Regions from separate parts of the Homo sapiens genome. Here all the other regions are linked to region 2. A link is a contact called in ENCODE Hi-C or POLR2A ChIA-PET data. All regions are on one chromosome and are shown on one strand. The core of a region is the stretch at or near the end of the contact, and the rest is flanking DNA. Distances in the headings are between cores, read along the strand shown. Region 1 holds the start of ATP1A1 (ATPase Na+/K+ transporting subunit alpha 1). Region 2 holds the start of PTPN22 (protein tyrosine phosphatase non-receptor type 22). Region 3 overlaps CD58 (CD58 molecule).

Region 1 (2,922 bases), core at 76-2,575, 2.5 Mb after region 2:
AACTATCTTGTAAGAAGGGATGAGAATTACCCTAATGATGTAACTGACAACACAGTTTCTAGTTTTTCCTTTCTTTCCTTCCTTCTCCATTTTTTCCAGTTTCATATCCTTGTTTGTTCATGCTACATGAATACTTGAAGTTGATAGAGTTGGCTTTAACTTAGGAACCTTTGCTTAGAAAGTCAATATCCTGGCCTTTCCCAGAGTACTTGACTTCCTGCAAACCTTGTTAATAATACTTTGTTTTTTAAAATGTTGGAGAACTTCAGCCATTGCAGCCTCTTGCTAAGAAGCAAAAGCTATAATGACAGAGAAGCCCCAAAGTGCAGTGGAACCAGGGATCTCCGGGGAGAGTGGTGGTTTCCTGGGCCCCCCCAGAGAACCCAAGGCTGTGCTGGAGATGCTGCCGTGACAGGTGGAGGCGTGGAGAGGCACCTGGCAAGTCCTCAAACGCCTCCCCCTTGATTTAGCTCCTCTAGCTAAGGATACGCATTCCTTTGGGTTTCAGGTTTTTCTTCCCTAAAAAGAGAATCCCCAAACTGGACAAGCAGGTTACATTCACACAATAGCGTGAATGAATTCGCTGGTCGCCCTTCAGATTCTCATTTTGGAATCTCGAAGAAAGAGAGGTGGTGGGAGGAGGGCGCTTGAAACTTCTGGCGATGCCAGTTCAGATCGATTCCAGCTATGACGGAGCGGGAAGTGGATAAAGAGGACCCCAAGTCACAGGAGGCACTCTGAGAGCACCAAGCGCCCGGGGAGGCCATCCGCAGGTGGGCGCGGGGCCTGGATTCCACAGAGGGGCGGAGTCCCTCAGTCAGGCGCTGGCTGCAATCACACCCGAGCGCCAGCCCCCTCCAGCATCCCTGAGTCCCAGAGGAGATCGCCGAAGCGCTGGAAAAGCCGTTCCGCCCACGACTTCTGGTGCCGGGTCGGCGGCGACTGGGGGAGCCCAGTTCCGAGACCGTACCGCACCCACTGCGGACCTCCTGGGCCCTACATAGTAGGCGGGTCATGCAGGGCAGCGGGAGGAGGGGCGTGGGAGGGCCAAGGCCGCCGAGTCCCCGCTGTTCAGCCAGCAGGAGCGCCCCGCAGCCCTCCCGGGACACGGTGGACACGCTTGTCCCAGACCTGGGCGCCCTCCTGCCGGGAGCCAGGACTGGCCGCAGCAGGCGCTGTCCGGGCCCGTGGGCGGGGTTTCGGGAGGGGGCGGAGCCAGGCCCACGGCCGGTGTCAGGTTGCTCCGGTAACGGTGACGTTTCGCGGCGTGGGCGGGGCCAGCACGCAGGTTGCATATTTTAGGAAGTGAGGAGGAGGCGCGGGCTGGAGCTGCGGCGGGGTCTGGGGCGCAGAGCAGCGGCGGGAGGAGGCGGACACGTGGCAACAGCGGTAGCAGCCCGGGCGGCGGCAGCAACAGCGGCGGCGGCATCGGCCCGAGCCGCCGGCCGCCCTCCCACCCTCCCGCCCCGCGGCAGCCCTAGCTCCCTCCACTTGGCTCCCCTGGTCCCGCTCGCTCGGCCGGGAGCTGCTCTGTGCTTTTCTCTCTGATTCTCCAGCGACAGGACCCGGCGCCGGGCACTGAGCACCGCCACCATGGGGAAGGGGGTGAGTGTCCGGCGCGCCCGGGGAGGGGGCTCGGGGAGCCCTCGAGGGGAAGAGGAGGAAGTCGGGAGGGCGACCGCGGCCAGCGGGAGGCGGCGGAGGAGGAAGCGGCGCCGCGTGGAGTGGGCTGGCAGAGCCGCGCGGCTTAAAAGACGACGCAGTTTGGAAATGGAGGGAGCGCAGTAACGGGGGGCGGGGGAAGGGAGCGCCGAGGGGCTGGAGCGCGGCATTGCTTAGGGGGGTGGGCGGACCCTGGGCGGGGGCTGCGCGCCCCGGAGGCCGAGCGGGCCGGGGGCTCCGAGAGGCGGTGCTTGGGAAGCCTCGGGGCCGGGAGGAGGGGGCTTGCAGCAGCGGGGGCGGCCCCGGGACTGAGCCGGCATCCCTGAGCCTGGCTCCCCTCCCTGCGACCGCCGTCACCTCCTTCTCCTTCCTTTTCCCTCCGCCCTCCGTGCCCTGAGGAAAGGCGCGCTCCTCCCCTTCCCCTGGGGCGCTCCGCCGGGGCCTCCTCCCGGGCCTCCGTTCCCGCCGCGGCCCCGGTTCCGGCGGGGGCAGCCTCCGGGTTCGGGGCTCCTTCTCCTGGGGACGCTGGGGCTTAGCTTGCTCCGCGCAGAGGCGGCCGCCCTCCCCCAAAGAAAAAACTGGCTGCTTCTAAGTGCGAAGCCGGCTGGGCGGGCTGGTGCCAGAAAGGGTGTGTCTTCACTGCCCTAAGATGGCCTTTAAGGTATACTTTTGAGGGCTTTCTTGGGCCACTTTCCGTAAACACAGGATGCACCGATGGCAACTGGAGTTGTCATCCGATGGTGGGGAGAGGCGTGCAGATTTTTTTTGAAGGGACGAGCCCTGAAGGAGGATAGGCAGACCCACCAGGGCCTCAGGGTACAAGAAACCCGAAAAAGGACTGGAGGCTGCAGGCAATACGGTGGTAGGAATCTCTGCCGGTTTCCAGCGTCGCGGAAGCACCAAAGGGCGGTCCCTGAAGGAAACGAGGGGTCTTGGGGCTGGAGAGCGGCGCGGAGCGTGGTGGGAATATCGTCACAACGCCGCTGTCCTACATTTCTGTAGCGAAGACTTGATTACCCCTAGCTATTACCCGTGCAGGAGACTGGGCCCTGGACCCCAAATGAGCCAAAGTCTAGTTGAGAAAAATTTACACAGAATAACCTCGGAGTTCATGGGGTGAAAGTGACCATGTCATGAGAATACAAATGGGAGAGAATCCACTTCGTTGTCTCCAGGGTTTAGCACAGTGCAGACACTGAGTAGGTCTTTGAAGGCCCTGAGGCTTCTGGGTGTAGACAGAGTGTCGGGAGCAGAGGGAGG
Region 2 (3,056 bases), core at 440-2,939:
ACATCTGCTATCCGGTACCAGAGTGTTAGCTCCAGGAGGCAAAGGTTTTGGTTCTTTTTGTTCACCGCTGTATTTTTAGTGCTTAGAACTGAACTTGGTACATACTAAGTGCTCAATAAATGGTACTCAATAAATGACCACATTTAATGATTGTTATTGATATTTAATCATCACAACAATCCTGTGAGGATAGGTAGGACATGTATTATTATCCCCATTTTATAAGTTAGAAAACAGAGAGATTTAAGAACATGTCAAATACTTCATAATTTGGTGAAAAAAAATCATGATTTAATTTCAGGTTTGTACTTCAGTTCCCCTCTTTCCACCCATTTCTTCACAACTGAAGAGCTAAGGTTTAAAATTCTTATATCTCTGAAACGCCAGCTGTAAGCATTCTAAAATACATGATAGGTACTATTAGACACCCTATGTTATCTGATATCTCAGCTTGTAGGGTGAATGAGGCCTACCCAGCTGCCATTGCATCAATAATCACAGTTCTCTCAAAGGAGATTCACTGTTCTTCTGGGTAATCTAATCCACCCAACCTGAAGCTACCTTGTACTCATGTTTCTCTCCTTGACCTACACTTGTCTCTACTCTCCATCCTAGCCATTCCACTTCTCCAAGCAAAAGAAGTTAAGGAAGCCCTGTTATTGAAAAAACACATGTTATAATATATTTTTCATATGAAAAAGAAAAGAAAAATGATGGCCAGACATAGTGGTTCATGCCTGTAATCCCAGCACTTTGGGAGGCAAGATGGGAGGATTGCTTGAAGCCAGGAGTTCGAGACAAGCCTGGGCAAAAAAGCAAGGCTCGTATCTACAAAAAAGAAAAAAACAATTTTTTTTTAAATTAGCCAGGCATGGCGATACACACCTGTGGCCCCAGCTACTCAGGAGGCTGAGGCAAGAGAATCACTTGAGGCCAGGAGTTCAAGGCTACAGTGAGCTGTGGTTGCACTGCTGCACTCCAGCCTGGGTGACAGAGTAAGATTCTGAATCTTAAAAAAACAAACAACAACAACAAAAAAAACTGTGGCAGTGGGTAGTTTTGGTGCTCTTCAAAAACCTTTGTCAACCAAATAGAATCCCAGAGGGGAGGCTAAAAATGTAATATTGCATGAAAAGTTAACATTGGTCTCTTTCTTCTTAATATTAATTAAAATTAGTAATATAAAGCATAAACCACAACTTAGATACCTGGGGAAATCTGGATGTTCAATTAATATTAGTGTTTTTACATCTGGAGTTGTATATGTCTTCTGTAGGATTCCTAACCAAACTCCAAAGAACTAGCAAACAAAATATTAAAACCAGTAATTTTGAGAGAATACCTGAAATACATGCAAACCACTCAGAGAAGTCAAACTTTTTTTTTTCTGTCTTCCCCGCCAAGGTCTCATATTTACTTTATCCCAAGAGCAATTTGGTCTCGGAAAATTGGACCCCCATAGTCAGTTAAATAGTGTATGTAACTACCCTGAGAGGGTCACATACAGGACTCACCAGAAATTCATTGGCAAACTCCTCTTTAGTAATTTTCTTGCTTTGGGCCTCATCCAGGAACTTCTGCAGAATTTCTCTTTGGTCCATGCTGCAGAGCAAGAAAAATAGTCTATAAGTAGGTTGAGGGAGGGCATGTCAAATGTGTGTCATGGCCGAGACACCTCCAAAAAGCCACTGCTGCCGCCTGAGCAGAGCATGCTGAAGGCTGTGGTTTACTGACTTCATCACAAGCCCTAGAGGAAATTAGTACGTAACCACCTTCTGTGGTCACATAACACAGCCATCATCTCACTCCAGGGCCCTAGTGCCTTCCTTCTCAGCAAAGGAACCTGGTTACAATTCAAATTTTTAACAAACAAGAGGCTAACTAGAACGTAAAGTGTGGTCTGCTTAACTGAGATTATTCCATTCCATCACCCATATGCAAAACTCACCTTTCTTCTTGCCTCCCAGAGAAAGAACAGAATTACAGGTCTCCTGAATGAGTTCTGTCTCTCCCCATTTTCCCAGTGAGCACAAGGGCCAAGTTGACACCTTCTGTTTCCTTATGTCCCAAATGAACTCTGCAAAGTTCAGTTAGGCCCAGGAAAGAAGACAGACACTGTTTAGAGTGAGTGACATGTCTTCTACCCGGACTGTTCATCGAAAGGTTTCTTGTCAGTGTGATCAATGAGAAACTTCTGTTCATCACAGAAGGTATTTTTATTCATAACTTTTAAGTCTGCTATATATACCTCAAACTCCCTTTTGAATGAAGCAAAGTCAGATGCTTCTGACAGTCTGTGTCTCTCCCAGGACTGGGGAAGTGCTGACCTCCATTAAGGGAAGTGTTGATTTCAGCACCTCTTCAACCCTCCCAGTAACCTTTGAAGCTTCACTTGGGTTCTGGATATAAAGACTAAGAGTGTTGGTCTATATAGGATCTAGAGCAAGTGGCCCCCACAAGGAGCACCTGACCAGACAGTTAGCTCAATACCCTGCATATGTAATGCTGGTAAACTGTGATGGAACAAAAAGAAAGTAAAATCAACCACCTTGCTGACAACATTGTAACTTTTAGGGCAGAAAGCCTGAAGAACTGTTTCTAAAGAACACATTTCTACTCTGCAACCAATGTCTTAGGAAATAAATTTGTTTCAGGAAGTTATGCTGTGCCTGTGGCATTTTGGCCCTGAAAGGCAGGCTCTTCTAGAAAAACTTTCCACATTTGAGCTTGCATAACCTCTCAATGGGTACAAGTCTACCCAAGTGCCTAATTCAGTGTGAGAACATCCAAAAATCAGTATATCATCTTTATTGAAGGCAGAAGTTCAACAAATGTTAACAAAATTAGTCTTGATCCTGAAGAAAACTGGGAAATGTGTTGTTAGGACTTCCTCTATTTAAGATATTAGCAATCCTTTCTGTTTTGCAACATTATTCAAACTTCCTTCAGGATATCATGATTCTGAACACTGCTTAATCTGAACATTAAAGATACTGCATGCTCTTTACTAAGTACTGCAAAAAAAAAAGAAAGATCATCGAGATATCTTGGTTATA
Region 3 (2,700 bases), core at 81-2,580, 2.7 Mb after region 2:
GAATTAACTGGGTGAGAACTGGGCATGGGGTGAGTTTTTGCTGTTTAAAAGCAAAGAGAGATGGAGGGAGGGAAAAAATTTTATCAGTGATCGCCTAAAAAGATTTTCTATGCTAGCCAGATAATTTTTGAAGGTTTTTTTGTTTTGAAGAATTTTGAATTTTTTTTAAATAAAGATATGAGGGTACCTAATACCTAATCAGCACTACATGTATAGAGTGATCACATATCTAAAAACAGGTCTGATCTCAAATATTCTGTTGCAGTGTTTCTACAAAACATCAACACCTCAATTTTAATAGTTCTTTTTGTATGGCCTGAAGTTGTAACTGGAACCCAAGTTTTATAGATGAAGTATCCTGATTTCTTATTTAGAAAATCTGGTCACCGTTAACTATGGGTTAATGAAAAGGAACTCTCAACCCCCAGCACAAATTCCTCTGCAAATTATTACTCAGGGCCTGAGATTCAGATTGACTGGTACTTTTTTTTTTTACTTAATCTAACACTTGTATGGCCCTGGCTCTGTGCCAGGCACTGTTGCAAGGGCTCTATAAATAGGTACTCACCACTGGGAGCAGTGGCTCATGCCTGTAATCCCAGCACTTTGGGAGGCCAAGGCAGGTGGATCACTTGAGGTCAGGAGTTCCAGACCAGCCTGGCCAACATGGTGAAACCCCGTCTCTACTAAAAATACAAAATTAGCTGGGCGTGGTGGCACTCGCCTGTAATCCCAGTTACATGGGAGGCTGAGGCAGGAGAATCGCTTGAACCCGGGAGGTGGAGGTTGCAGTGGCCAAGACTGTGCCACTGCACTCCAGCCTGGGTGACAGAGCAAGACTCCATCTCAGAAAAAAAAAAAAAAAAAAAAAAAAAATCAGAATCCTAAAAACATATTAAGAAGGTTTTATTTCTAACCTTATTATTTTGCAGGTGAGGAAACTGAGGCACAACAATGTTAAGTAATGAAGCCAGATTTGAACCTGGACAATCTGACTGCAGAATCAGTGCTCTTAACCATTGTTTCTTATTTAGCTTGCTACATGGCATAAGGCTCTTAAAGATAGTGACATGATGCAGGGTTTCTCAGGATACAATCTATAGACAGCATTGGAACAGCAGATGTTGCAAATGAGAAAGTCAAACTGAGTTAAGCACACCTCCAAACCTACAGGTGAGGCACTAAGCTCTGTGGTTTCCAAATCATCGAATGCTAGAGCTGAAGAGGGCCTCAGAGAGCAAGACTCCAGTCAAGGAAGAAAAAGCCAGACCAGAAACAATAAAAAGAAAACGAGCAAACAAAGGAGTCACAAAGAAACAGAACTGTGGCAAATGACGCATTAGACGAAGACCAGCAATTCCACCCACAGAGGAGATACCAGCGGGCCAAGTGTGAGTCAGAAGGGACTGGTGAGGACTTGCGCACCAGTGAGCCTACAGGGAGGGGCCTGCCATGTGGAAACAGGAGCTGTGCCTCAGCTCCTGCCATGTGGAAACAGAGGCCCACCATTGCCAGGTTCCCAATTTTTCAAAAAAAGCCAGATATTCACATTTTGTGTGAAAATTCCTGTTCTTGAAAGTTGGCAACTAATTCAAATCTGAGCTTAGGGGTAACCCCAGCCAGGCTAGCCCTATCAGGACAAGGACAAAGGTGTTCCTGTTTTTGGCTGTATCCCCATATGTCTGGCATATGGACTTTCAATAAATATCTGTTGAATGAATTAACTAAAATGATTAAAATACAACTTAAATGTAGTTCAAAAGATAAGGCTTCCTGACAGAATAGCAAAATTTGACAGTCACCCCAAACCCTGGGCTTTGTGAAATCCCAAATTGCTGTGGAACCTGGCTGAAGAAGGAGGACTTCGTAAGGAGAGATGGAGAAAGAAGTTTAACTGGAGCTTAAAAATAAAATGGCTCAGGAGCCCTCATATACAACCAAAACAGACTCAGTTTTTCAGCCCCACTTTCTGCCTCATCACCAAAGCAAGATGGGAGGACCTGCGGGCTCCACCTTCCCAACTCCACAGCTGTCCCTTTTGAGATGTTCCCTCTCAAGTTTAAGTAGATTTTACCAACTAAGTGTTATAGGATGCAGGGCACCACACCAGATAAACTTGTACCCACTCATGGATGTCAGCCCCAATCAAACTTAACAGCCTCGCTATGGTTTGAGGAGGTTCACTGATGTCATTTCTTTCTTTTCTTTCTTTTTATTTTTCTCTTTCTTTCCCTCTCTCTCTCCCTCCTTCCCTCCCCTTCCTTCCTTCCTTCCTTTTTCTTTTTGGAGACAGGGTCTCATTCTGTCACCCAGGTTGGTGTGCAGTGGTGCAATCGTGGCTCACTGTAGCTTCAACCTCCTGGGCTCAAGTGATCCTTCTGCCTCAGCCTCCCAAGTAGCTAGAACTACAGTTGCATGCCACCACGCCCAGCTAATTTTTATATTTTTTGTAGAAACAAGGTCTCACTATGTTGCTCAGGCTGATCTCAAACTCGTGGGCTCAAGTGATCCTCCTCCCTGGGCCTTCTGAAGTGCTGAGATTACAAGCATGAGCCACCATGCCCAGCCAATGCCATACCTTAGAGACAAGCTAATCACTCTTCCGGGATTTGAAGGAAAGGGTTTTCTTGAGTTTGTTCTTAGAAATAAACAATGTAATTTTAAGATACTTCTCTCTCTCTCTCTAAAATATTTTAAGGC

The links. A loop is a pair of places that touch in the nucleus more often than their neighbours do. ChIA-PET counts read pairs that join two places held with the same protein, here RNA polymerase II (POLR2A). Pooled maps may share reads with other maps.
Region 1: a loop to region 2 is called in a map with no recorded cell type, with 9 times the contacts of the local background. The contact joins the promoter of ATP1A1 here to the promoter of PTPN22 in region 2. A Hi-C loop is called at or near these places in 1 of 37 single-sample maps with no recorded cell type and 6 of 50 pooled maps. POLR2A ChIA-PET finds 5 or more read pairs at or near these places in 1 of 52 experiments (A673).
Region 3: a loop to region 2 is called in a pooled map, with 5 times the contacts of the local background. The contact joins the enhancer-like site here to the promoter of PTPN22 in region 2. A Hi-C loop is called at or near these places in 2 of 37 single-sample maps with no recorded cell type and 4 of 50 pooled maps.

The regions. Positions count from the first base shown.
Region 1 is chr1:116,371,919-116,374,840 of GRCh38, forward strand. It overlaps ATP1A1 (ATPase Na+/K+ transporting subunit alpha 1), which reads left to right and starts at 1,326. Exons shown (of 23, transcript NM_000701.8): 1 at 1,326-1,605. The coding sequence starts at 1,594. RefSeq lists silencers at 953-1,482, 1,913-2,212 and an enhancer at 2,583-2,702.
Region 2 is chr1:113,870,023-113,873,078 of GRCh38, forward strand. It overlaps PTPN22 (protein tyrosine phosphatase non-receptor type 22), which reads right to left and starts at 1,690. Exons shown (of 21, transcript NM_015967.8): 1 at 1,515-1,690. The coding sequence starts at 1,601. The region is part of intron 3 of AP4B1-AS1 (AP4B1 antisense RNA 1); the gene reads left to right. RefSeq lists enhancers at 828-877, 1,436-1,695.
Region 3 is chr1:116,555,406-116,558,105 of GRCh38, forward strand. All of the region lies in intron 1 of CD58 (CD58 molecule), which reads right to left. LOC105378925 (a long non-coding RNA gene) reads left to right here. Exons shown (of 3, transcript XR_947739.2): 3 at 1-2,700. Among named protein-coding and RNA genes, the nearest start is that of MIR548AC, 3.4 kb to the right of the region's middle. RefSeq lists enhancers at 1,179-1,428, 1,202-1,496. Within about 2 kb of position 1,331, at least 19 of the 41 ENCODE cell types and tissues checked have a DNase peak (open chromatin) inside an H3K27ac peak, as active enhancers do.